2 separate regions of the Homo sapiens genome follow, and region 1 is linked to region 2. A link is a loop called in an ENCODE intact Hi-C map of the cell type or tissue named here. Cell type or tissue: breast epithelium. All regions are shown on one strand. Each heading gives the region's core, and the rest is flanking DNA. Links, peaks and the distances in the headings are about the cores only.

Evidence for each region. A loop is a pair of places that touch in the nucleus more often than their neighbours do. Peaks named below come from ENCODE experiments on the same cell type or tissue, not always from the same donor. Only the 100,000 strongest peaks of a DNase experiment are listed, where the experiment ranks them.
Region 1: it touches region 2 in a loop (15-fold over the local background); 1 of 110 quality-filtered maps calls a loop at or near these places.

The regions. Positions count from the first base shown.
Region 1 is chr3:12,159,711-12,165,088 of GRCh38, reverse strand. It overlaps SYN2 (synapsin II), which reads right to left. Exons shown (of 13, transcript NM_133625.6): 6 at 3,481-3,543; 7 at 2,935-3,077. Among named protein-coding and RNA genes, the nearest start is that of TIMP4, 3.5 kb to the right of the region's middle. In breast epithelium, for the core only: no CTCF peak of the experiment used is centred there; no DNase peak of the experiment used is centred there; H3K27ac peaks cover 51 bases.
Region 2 is chr3:11,758,043-11,763,420 of GRCh38, reverse strand. It overlaps a transcript of TAMM41 not described here. Among named protein-coding and RNA genes, the nearest start is that of TAMM41, 86 kb to the left of the region's middle. In breast epithelium, for the core only: no CTCF peak of the experiment used is centred there; a DNase peak (open chromatin) is centred at 3,201.

The DNA of each region.
Region 1 (5,378 bases), core at 219-5,218, 400 kb before region 2:
CTTGAACCAGGGAGGCGGAGGTTGCAGTGAGCTGAGATTGCACCACTGCATTCCAGCCTGGTGGCAGAGCGAGACTCTGTCTCAAAAAAAAAAAAAAAAAAAAAGAAAAGAAAAAAAGGAAGAAACTGAACCTCATATAATTGGTTTCAAGCCAGTCCCATAACCTCTATGACCTCTATGACTTTTTCAATATTTAAGATATTAGAAAAAATATTATATAACCCTGTTGATTTATAGGTTAAAATCCTTTTTGAGTGGAAAATAACATCATCCTTACATTTTCATGGCACTTTAAAGTTTGCAAAGCTCCCCAACACTTCACACCATTCTCTAACAATGGGATGCAGGGCATAGATCCATACAGGCTACCTGGGGCATGTGGGAGCAAAGGGGACACTGAGAGGCCATTCTCTAGACCCAAAAATCATATGACCTCCACAGCTGACCCACATTATTGCCTACTGCAGATGGAGGCAGGAATGGTACCTTCTTCACACCAAAGTGGCTGTCTCTGGATCTCCACGGTGATTGCTGGGGTAGACGAAAAGAATCCCAAGCCTAATCTTGGCTACTGCTAAGTAAATTCCTTCTTCTGAGAGCAGGAATATAGCCACAAGTTTGGGGAAGAAGTGTGGTGAGGAGAAGCTAAGAGGGCCTAAACATTTCTCCAATAACTGACGGTCCCTTGCACACCAAAAAAGTAAATAAATGTTATCTAAAGCTTCTCTGGTCACCCAGCCTTCATCAATGTTTTAGAAGTCTCTTTTTTTATGCTTCAGTTTAAGTTGTTTTTTGAAACCTTAACCCTTAAAATTTAGGTGTCTTCTTTTAAGGATCAAGACACTTTTACTCCACTGTTGTCATTAATGTTTTGTGTTTATTTAGGGGATTTTAAAATTAAAAGATAGGTAATCTGCTTTCCTAGGTGCCTGAAGGTATATATTTTTTTGCTTCTTTTAGCAAGTTTTTATAATGGTTTTTAAATTATTCTGTCTTAGATTGTGCATATTTCTTTTCTTTTTTTGAGACAGGGTCCCATGTCACTCAGGCTGGAGTGGTGCAATCACAGCTCACTGCAGCCCGATCTCCCAGGCTCAAGTGATCCTCCCACCTCAGACTCCTAAGTAGCTAGGACTATAGGCAAGCACCACATCCAGCTAATTTTTGTATTTTTTGTAGAGATGGGGTCTCACCATGTTTCCCAGGTTGGTCTTGAACTCCTAGGCTCAAGCAATCTGCCTGCCTCGGCCTCCCAAACTGCTGGGATTACAGATGTGAGCCACCACACCTGGCCACATTGCGCATATTTCTAAAGCAATCCTAAATTATTTTCTGGAAGCAGGAAGATTATAAATATAAAATTGTAAACTAAAAAAGTACAAATCTAGACAATAAAGGTAAAAAAAAATTCTATGCCTCAGTTTTCCATAAAGGTTCTTCCCTGAATACTTATTGGGTGCCTATTAATGTTTCTGCTGCTATACATGGTAATGGAGATGCAGAGATGATTCCATCATTCTTGTTCACAAGGAACTCAGAGTCTGGAGGAGGAGGGTGACACAAAACACATGTGTGGCAAGTGCTAACCAAGAGGTGTGTGAAGGGTGGTATGGGACAGGAGTGCAGGGAGGGGGCCTAACTCACTCAAGGGGTGGGGAGTGTAAGTAGTGAAAAGGGGGGGTAAGAGAAGAAAAACAGACACAGGTGGGGAAGAGAAAGGGAAGGCTGCTCAACCTTGAAGTCTGCTGAAGTCCTGAGTGACCAAGATCAAATCTATATATTAATAATGTTCTTTCTTTGTAAAGAAAACACCACTGTAAACTTTTTCTCTTTTTTTTTTTTTTTTTGAGACAGAGTCTTGCACTGTCGCCCAGGCTGGAGTGCAGTGGCGCGATCTCGGCTCATTGCAAGCTCTGCCTTCCGGGTTCATGCCATTCTCCTGCCTCAGCCTCCTGAGTAGCTGGGACTAGAGGCGCCCACCACCACGTCTGGCTAATTTCTTTGTATTTTTTAGTAGAGATGGGGTTTCACCATGTTAGCCAGGATGGTCTTGATCTCCTGACCTCGTGATCCGCCCGCCTCGGCCTCCCAAAGTGCTGGGATTACAGGCATGAGCCACCGCGCCTGGCCCACTGTAAACTTTAAGTGGGGGATTAATATTTCCAAAATTGGAATTATAAGCCACCTGCATTTTATGCGTATTATGGAAAGTCAGGTAGTTTTGAAATCTTTTCCTTTACTAAATTCTAATGCAGGAAATTTTTAACTTTCCATCCTGGCAAATGGACACAGTTACAGAGAAGTCATGCACTGGGCTTTTAATGTTCTGTAGCATTTTTCAGTGCTGGATATTTATACCAGGAACTTTTTAACTTTGTGCTGTGGCAGTCTGGGGAAGCCTATGGATTCCTTCCAATGAACACAATATATAAGATGTGTAACTGTATAAGATAGAGTACATGGGATCCCAGAGCTACCCAATTAGAGTTATCAAAAATATTAAACAAATCTGTGATTAGTAAAATATGTGTTTCTAAGTAACAGGAGGTAGTGGCAAGCCTAACAAGTACCATTATTTTAAAGTAGGAATGAGAATAATCCATAGAGATATGTGTCTCAACTATAAGATCTAAGATCTAAGAAAATCAGTAATCACCTTTAGTGACAAACTCCTATGTACAGGTAACTAATGTAGTCTGTCGTCTCTGTTCAAAATGAAGAGAAAGCTAAATTTCCCTTAGAGGCAAGTGAAAATGAATATTAATATATTTTCTCATCTTAGTCCACAGACCCCTCCTCTGACTTAAAAGGAACCCAGGTAAAAAAATCTCTGACTTAAGTGGCACCCTCTCTGTTATCTGAGAGTTGGCTGCAATGTGGAGGCTCAGCTTTTCCATCATCACTGAGGAGAAAACATACCCCACTCTTACTCACATGTAAGCCTTGTAGTTGTTGCCAATCTTCTGGACCCGGATGTCATACTTGGAGTCAATGAAAGGCTCTGCAGTGGCATAGGTCTGGGTGAGAGCCACCACGCTGGCAATGTCCTGGAAGTCGTAGTGGTTTTCCACTTTGACCTAATGTTAGAGCAGGGCAGAAAGGGGGAAAGGGAGACACACACATACACACACTGAGAAGTCACAAGGGCCCTGAGCCTCCAAACCCACCAATATGTATCCGATCCAGACACTAATCTGGGTGCCACATCTCCCCAGGAGGCCCCTTCTCCCTAGCTTCCCTTCCCAGAACTCAAGGGCCACACTTGCTGCAAAGGACCCAGAGGACCAAGCAGGTGGCTTGCATTCTGCTTACTGAAAGAGGTCTGGTTGGGTGACACTCATGGCTTTAGAGGTGGCAAATCATCTTCTCTTTGGAAAGAATTCATCAGTGACAGAGGGAGAATAGCAGTTCACAAATGGGCGCTCTGAAAACTGCCCTTCTTGGTTCAACCCTGAAGCACAGCAGGCCTCTCTGCCTCACCTTGCCCATGCCTGAGTGAGCGTGGCCAATCTTCACCACCACAGGGAACGTGGGCAGTGTCAGCTGAAATCAGAAGAGAAATGAATAAACTGTCAGAGTGTGCCCATCTCTCCGTGGAATCCTACACATATTTTTCTTGGGAATACCCTTGGGAGGGTTCTTTAAAGAACTAGTCCAATCTACTTGCTTTACAGATTAAAAAACTGAGACCCATGGAATGACAGTGAGTTCCCAGGGTCACAGAGCATATTAGTGGCAGTGCTACAAGAACCCTGTACTCTTATTTGGTATACCCTACATCTTTAAAATGCACTGTCAATTTTCTCTGCATTAGACAAAACCTGGGCAGGACTGGCCCTCAGACAAAGAGAATTAAAAAAAGAAAGTATCTCTGAAAGAGTGAACTTTACTATATGTAGATGTACTTTAATAAACCTGTATTTTTATTTTAAAAACACATCTTTGGCATCTTGATGTCCCTGTCAGCATGTACCCTCTTGGTACCTACAACCTTCAAAGGCCCAGCTTTCCTGTAATGATCCTGGTTGTTTTCTCCCTCTTTCACACTCTTCACTGCTCACCAATACCCCAATCTCACCACCAAACAAGGCTTTGCATGTGAAGGCCCATTTCTTCCCAGCTTGGGGTTTGAAAGAGAGCCGGTAGAAGAATTCAGTATGTTTATAAATGCAGAGAGATCCTTAGGGGAGCGAACTCTACACTGAGGTAGCCATACTTTAACAGAGGAGCAACAAAACCTTAAAAGAAGGATTATCCTCTAAGGGCAAGATTTCAAGCTGCTACAAAATGGTGATGTAAGAAGTAATATTGTGGAGTGGAAGGAGCACTGGGCTAGATGTCAGGAGACGAGTACTCTAGTCCTCTTCTGCCACGGACTTTCTACAAGTCACTGTATCTCACTGGGCCTCAGCCTTCACATCTGTCCAATGAAGAGATCAGATGGGATGCTTTCTGAGCTCCCTTCAAATAGTACATCAGCCTCTATCTTGGTCTGAACATTGTATGAAGAACCAGCCTGGATGCTAACCCGGGCATTTCATCTTTCAGTCAGACTCAGCTCTCTTTCAATTCCCTTCTTTTCAAATATCACTAACACCATCAAAATGAAAAGGTATCCTTTGAAGGAAATAATGTTGACCCTGATGAAAAGTCAGACTCCTATGGGAACTAAGATTTGAACAGATACTGGGGGTATCTGGCCTGAGGATCTCAGCATTCCTGGTTGAGGCCAGCCAAGGATGGGAAGAAGAACTTCAAAGGGCTTTAGAAATCACGTAGTTCAACTCTACTTTATGAAGAAAAAACTGAGGCCCAGAGAGGCAAAAGTCACAAAGCTACAGTGACAGTCAGAATTGGAACCCAGCCTCCCACTATCCAGTCCAGCACCATGTGGAAACATCCCACAGCAATAATCCCATGGAGATTTGGGATTTGGAGGCTTGCAACACTGTGCCCAAACAGCAGACAAGGCTCTGGTCACAGTCACCCCCAAGTCCCCTGCTTCTTTGTTTTTTCTTTTACTTTTTTTTTTTTTTTTTTTTTTTTGAGACGGAGTCTCACTCTGTCGCCCAGACTGGAGTGCAGTGGCACAGTCTCAGCTCACTTCAACCTCCGCCTCCTGGGTTCAAGCCATTCTCTTGCCTCAGCCTCCTGAGTACCTGGGACTACAGGTGTAGGCCACCACGCCCGGCTAACTTTTGTATTTTTAGTAGGGACGGAGTTTCATCATGATGGCTAGGGTGATCTCGAACTCCTGACCTCAGGTGATCAACCCGCCTTGGCTTCCCAAAGTGCTGAGATTACAGGCGTGAGCCACCACGCCCAGCCTGCTTCTTTGTTTTCTAAGCTGTCCCACCTTCTAGAACATGACAGAGTCT
Region 2 (5,378 bases), core at 181-5,180:
CCTGTAATCCCAGCACTTTGGGAGGCCAAGGTGGGAGGATCACTTGAGCCCACAAGTTCAAGACCAGCCTGGGCAAAATAGTAAGACCTCATCTCTACAAATAAATTTTTAAAAATCAACTGGGCATGGTGGCACATGCCTGTAGTACCAGCCACACAGTAGGCTGAGGCAAGAGGATCACTTGAGCCCAAGGGGTCAAGGCTGCAGTGAGCCATGATCAGGCCACTGCACTGCAGCATGGGTGACAGGTAGACCCTGTCTCAAAAAACAAAAAGGTGGAGGATGGCTTTAGGATTTCCAATTGGCAAAAGAGAAATCTGTGTCTACACTGGGAGGGCAAATGATTATCAAAATCAATTTCTTTTATTTATTTATTTTTTTTGAGACAGAGTTTCACTCTTGTTGCCCCGGCTAGAGTGCAGTGGTGCCATCTTGGCTTACTGCAACCTCCGCCTTCTGGGTTCAAGTGATTCCCCTGCATCCCCAGGCATCCGCCACTGCCCAGATAATTTTTTGTATTTTTAGAAGAGACGGGTTTTCACCATGTTGGCCAGGCTGGTCTCAAACTCCTGACCTCAGGTGATCCACCTGCCTTGGCCTCCCAAAGTGCTGGGATTACAGGAGTGAGCCAACGTACCCAGCCTCACAATCAATTTCTTAAAAGGTTGTACAGAAAGGGTCAGACCCATGAGAGAGAGAGTTCTTTGGCCATGATGTTTGTTATGGGCACAGGAAGGCCAGGATAGGGAGAGAGTCAGGAGTTCACTTACCTTGCATGTCTAAATAGAGGGATACTGTGCTAGATTTAGGGGGAATAAAAGGACAAGAGAATTATGATAAATCTAGAAGACAGTAGTGGGAGTCTAAGTTTAAGTTACTCAACAAATAATAACGGAGCACATATTTTATGCCAGAGCTTGTGCAAGGCACTCAGGATGGGAAGATGTAAATGGTTGTATTCATCCATCGGCATACTAGGTAAGAGGACTTGGTGTCAGTAGACTGAGGTTCAAATCCTGGCTCTGCCACTTGACCCATGGCTTTGGGGAACTGGTGGTGTCAGCAACGTAGACAGTTATAATTCCATGTAATAAGTGCACTAGCAAAGGTCTGTGCAGGCAGTGTGGGAGCTCAGGTCAAGATAATTTCTTAAGATTGTGCTTTGAGGGTTTCCCTTTTCCAAATATATGAAATGACAGATAAATGATAAAAAGAGACAGAAAAAAACCCACTATACTGAAACATGTAATACATATTTCTGCGGAGTAGTAACAAAGATACATGAGTGACGAATGGGCCTGCAGGGCTCTGGGTGGAGAAGCAGGAATTGGGTTTTTACTCAGTGACAGGCATGGCAAGGGCACCAAGCAAAGTGCAAGAACAACTCAGACCTCCTGCTTCAAATTGGGGCCTGGGGAAGGGTCTCTTTTTTCTTTTTTTCTTTTCTTTCTTTCTTTTTTTTTTTTTTTTTTTTGAGACAGAGTCTTGCTCTGTTGCCCAGGCTGGAGTGCGATGGCGTGATCTTGGCTCACTGCAACCTCCACCTTCTGGGTTCAAGTGATTCCCCTGCCTCAGCCTCCCAAGCAGCTGGGATTACAGGTGCTCGCCACCACGCACGGCTAATTTTTGTATTTTTAGTAGAGACAGGATTTCACCACGTTGGTCAGGCTGGTCTTGAACTCCTGACCTCGGGTGATCCACCCGCCTCGGCCTCCCAAAGTGCTGGGATTACAGGTGTGAGCCACCGCGCCCGGAAGGGGAAGGATCTCTTTATTCAAATACGCACATGCACGTGCACAGATACCTTGCATCTGTGAAAGGAAGCTAAGAAATCTGCAGTCGGCAGCTATTTGGAACTATGGCTTATAAACTTATGTTTCTCAGGAGACAGAGAAACCAAGACTTGGGCCAGTCTTTGCAGTGACCTGGGGCCTGGAACTGCATTTCTCCTCTATGAGTGGAGAGCCCAGGCACCAACAGAGACTCAATTCTGGACTAGGAGCCACAGGGGCTGGATAGAGGCAACTAGAAACTGCTAGACAGGAAAGATGGAGCGCAGCAGAGAAACTGGGGTGATCAAGAGGGGAAAAGTGCCCTCAAGAAGACTGAGCAAACCAAGATCCCAAAGTCTATTAGGAAAATCAATGATAATAAGATACAGAACCAAACAAAATCAGCAATCAAGAAGAGATGAATTCATTCCAGATAAAATGAAAATAAAACAACAACCTGAAGATGATTTTTTTTTTTTTTTTGAGACAGAGTCTTGCTGTCACCCAAGCTGGAGTGCAGTGGCCCGATCTCGGCTCACTGCAAGCTCTGCCTCCCAGGTTCACGCCATTCTCCTGCCTCAGCCTCCTGAGTAGCTGGGACTACAGGTGCCTGCCACCATGCCTGGCTAATTTTTTGTATCTTTTTAGTAGAGACGGGGTTTCACCGTGTTAGCCAGGATGGTCTCGATCTCCTGACCTCATGATCTGCCCACCTCGGCCTCCCAAAGTGCTGGGATTACAGATGTGAGCCACCACGCCTGGGCCTGAAAATGATTTTAAGATGACTTGGTCGAGCGTGGTGGTTCACACCTGTAATCCCAGCACTTTGGGAGGCCAAAGCGGGTGGATCACTTGAGGCCAGGAGTTTGAGACCAGCCTGGCCAACATGGTGAAACCCCATCCCTACTAAAAATACAAAAACTAGCCAGGCATGGTGGCGGGCCCCTATAGTCCCAGCTTCTCAGGAGGCTGAGGCATGAGACTCGCTTAAGCCCGGGAGGTGGAGGTTGCAGTGAGCCAAGATTGCACCACTGCACTCCAGCCTGGGCAACAGAGCAAGACCCTATCTCAAAAAACAAAACAAAACAAAACAAAACAAAACAAAAAATTGTACTTACAGTCCTCTAAGGAATAGAAGAAGGAATAGCATCATCATCCATTTCTTTTATAAAAGGTCAAGACATTAGAAAATTAAAATTGGAAGAAATTAGAAAAACAAGCAAATGCTAAAAATGAAAAATAAAATTATTAACAACTAAGTTTATGAAGAAGTGAAAATGAAGCAACTGATTCGGCTTGAAGAGAGCTCAAGAGGAAATGTTGAGTTAGTGCTTTAAGGATTTTAGGAGGCCTCCAGGGAGAGAGCACCTTGGCAAGTCCTGAATATTAGTCTAACTGGCCACTGGGTCAATGTCAGCAGTGGCAGTAGATTGGCCTCCAGGCTTTGGGAAGCATAGGCAATTGCTTGCATTACAGGGAAGAAAACAAGTTTGACAGGTAAGCTAATATATTTCCTTAATGAAAAAAAGCTTACTGAGAGGGCAGCTACTTGCCCATCCAGAATGATGACAATAGATGTGTTTTGGAAATATTATTATTAGGTCTGTCCACTTTGTGTGGGTTTTCTACTCAGGAACGTTTTCTTCTTCTTCTTCTTCTTTTTTCTTTTTTTTTGAGATGGAGTTTCATTCTTGTCCCCCAGGCTGGAGTGCAATGGCGCGATCTCGGCTCACTGCAACCTCTGCCTCCTGGGTTCAAGCGATTCTCCTGCCTCAGCCTCCCAAATAGCTGGGATTACAGGCGCGTGCCACCACGCCCAGCTAATTTTCATATTTTTAGTAGAGATGGAGTTTCACCATGTTGGCCAGGCTAGTCTCGGACTCCTGACGTCAAGTGATTTGCCCACCTCAGCCTCCCAAAGTGCTAGAATTACAGGCGTGAGCCACCATGCCCAGCCAGGAATGTTTTCTTAAACCTGATTTATAGAATTTGGTTTTCATCTAGACGCTAAAACCTGGAAGGTGGAGGAACTGGGGTAGGGTGGGAGGAATTGGTATGTATTTGAGCAATTGCTTTCCGTATGCATTCCCATTCATCCATACATGGGCTGTGGAAGCCAGGTGTCTTTATTCCAGTGTTACACGTGAGGACATCAGGGTCCTAAAAGGTTGAAGGAGTTCCCTCAGGAGGTGCTGGGGTAGGAGCTTGAGCCCATGTCTGCCTGGCCCAATGCCCCTTCCACCGTACCACTTCCAAGCAGAGTTGGCATCTCGTTTACAGGGCCTCGTGCAGTGCCTGGCACATGAGAGATGCTTGCTATTAAGCATCTAGGTGTTTCCTGAAAGAATGGATGTGCCGTTGATCACCCGCTAAGCTCTTAGATGGCGATCACTCCCTCCACGTGAGCAGTACGGAGTGGGGCTGAGTAGTGCCGAGCAAATGCAGGTGGGTCTCTGACAAATTTTTTTTTAATGACAAAGATGAAAAATAATTGATTTTTTACCATTATATTCTTTAATCTCCCCAAATCCCATTAATAATTGCTCTTAAAAATTATTGCTCTTAAATAATTAATGGGATTTGGGGAGATTAAAGCATATAATGCTCTTTATTTAAGAGCAATAATTAATGGGATTTGGGGGAGATTAAAGAATATGAGGGTAAATTATATTTCTCAGGCTGGGCAAGGTGGCTCACGCCTATAATCCCAGCACTTTGGGAGGCCAAGGCAGGTGGATCACGAGGTCAGGAGTTCAAGACCAGCCTGGCCAGCATGGCGAAACTCCATCTCTACTAAAAATACAAAAATTAGCCGGGCGTGGTGGTGCATGGCTGTAATCCCAGTTACTCAGGAGGCTGAGGCGGGAGAATCACTTGAACCTGGGAGGCGGGGGTTGCAGTGAGCTGAGATAGTACCACTGCACTCTAGCCTGGGCAACACAGCAAGATTCCATCTCAAAAACAAAAACAGAATTAAAAACTAAAAATACACAGATCTGGCCGGGTGCAGTGGCTCACGCCGGTAATCCCAGCACTTTGGGAGGCCAAGGTGGGTGGATCACCTGAGGTCAGGAATTTGAGACAGCCTGACCAACATGGTGAAACCCTGTCTCTACTAAAAATACAAAAATTAGCTGGGCATGGTGGCACGTGCATGTAATCCCAGCTACTCAGGAGGCTGAGGCAGGAGAATCGCTTGAACCTGGGAGGTGGAAATTGCAGTGAGCCAAGATCATGCCACTGCACTCCAACCTGGGCAACAGAGCGAGACTCCGTCTCAAAAAAACAAAACAAAACAATACAAAACAAAAACCCCACAGATCGGATCATGTTGCTCCCAACTTAAAATCCTGGAATGTCTCCATTGCCCTTCAAAAACAAAATGTCCCAGAACTCTTAACAGCTCACTTCGGCCTCCAGCATTGTGTCCTAGCAGCTCCCGCTTACCTTGAGATGCGGGCTCTCTAACCTCCAGACAACTGGGATCGTCTCCATTCCTGGGGCTTTGCTGTCTGCTGCCACCACTTGTGCTGTTCTTTCCTTCTTTCACCCGACTGACTCCTACTTAACCTGCTGGCTCAGCTTAGACATCAGTTCCTCTGGGAG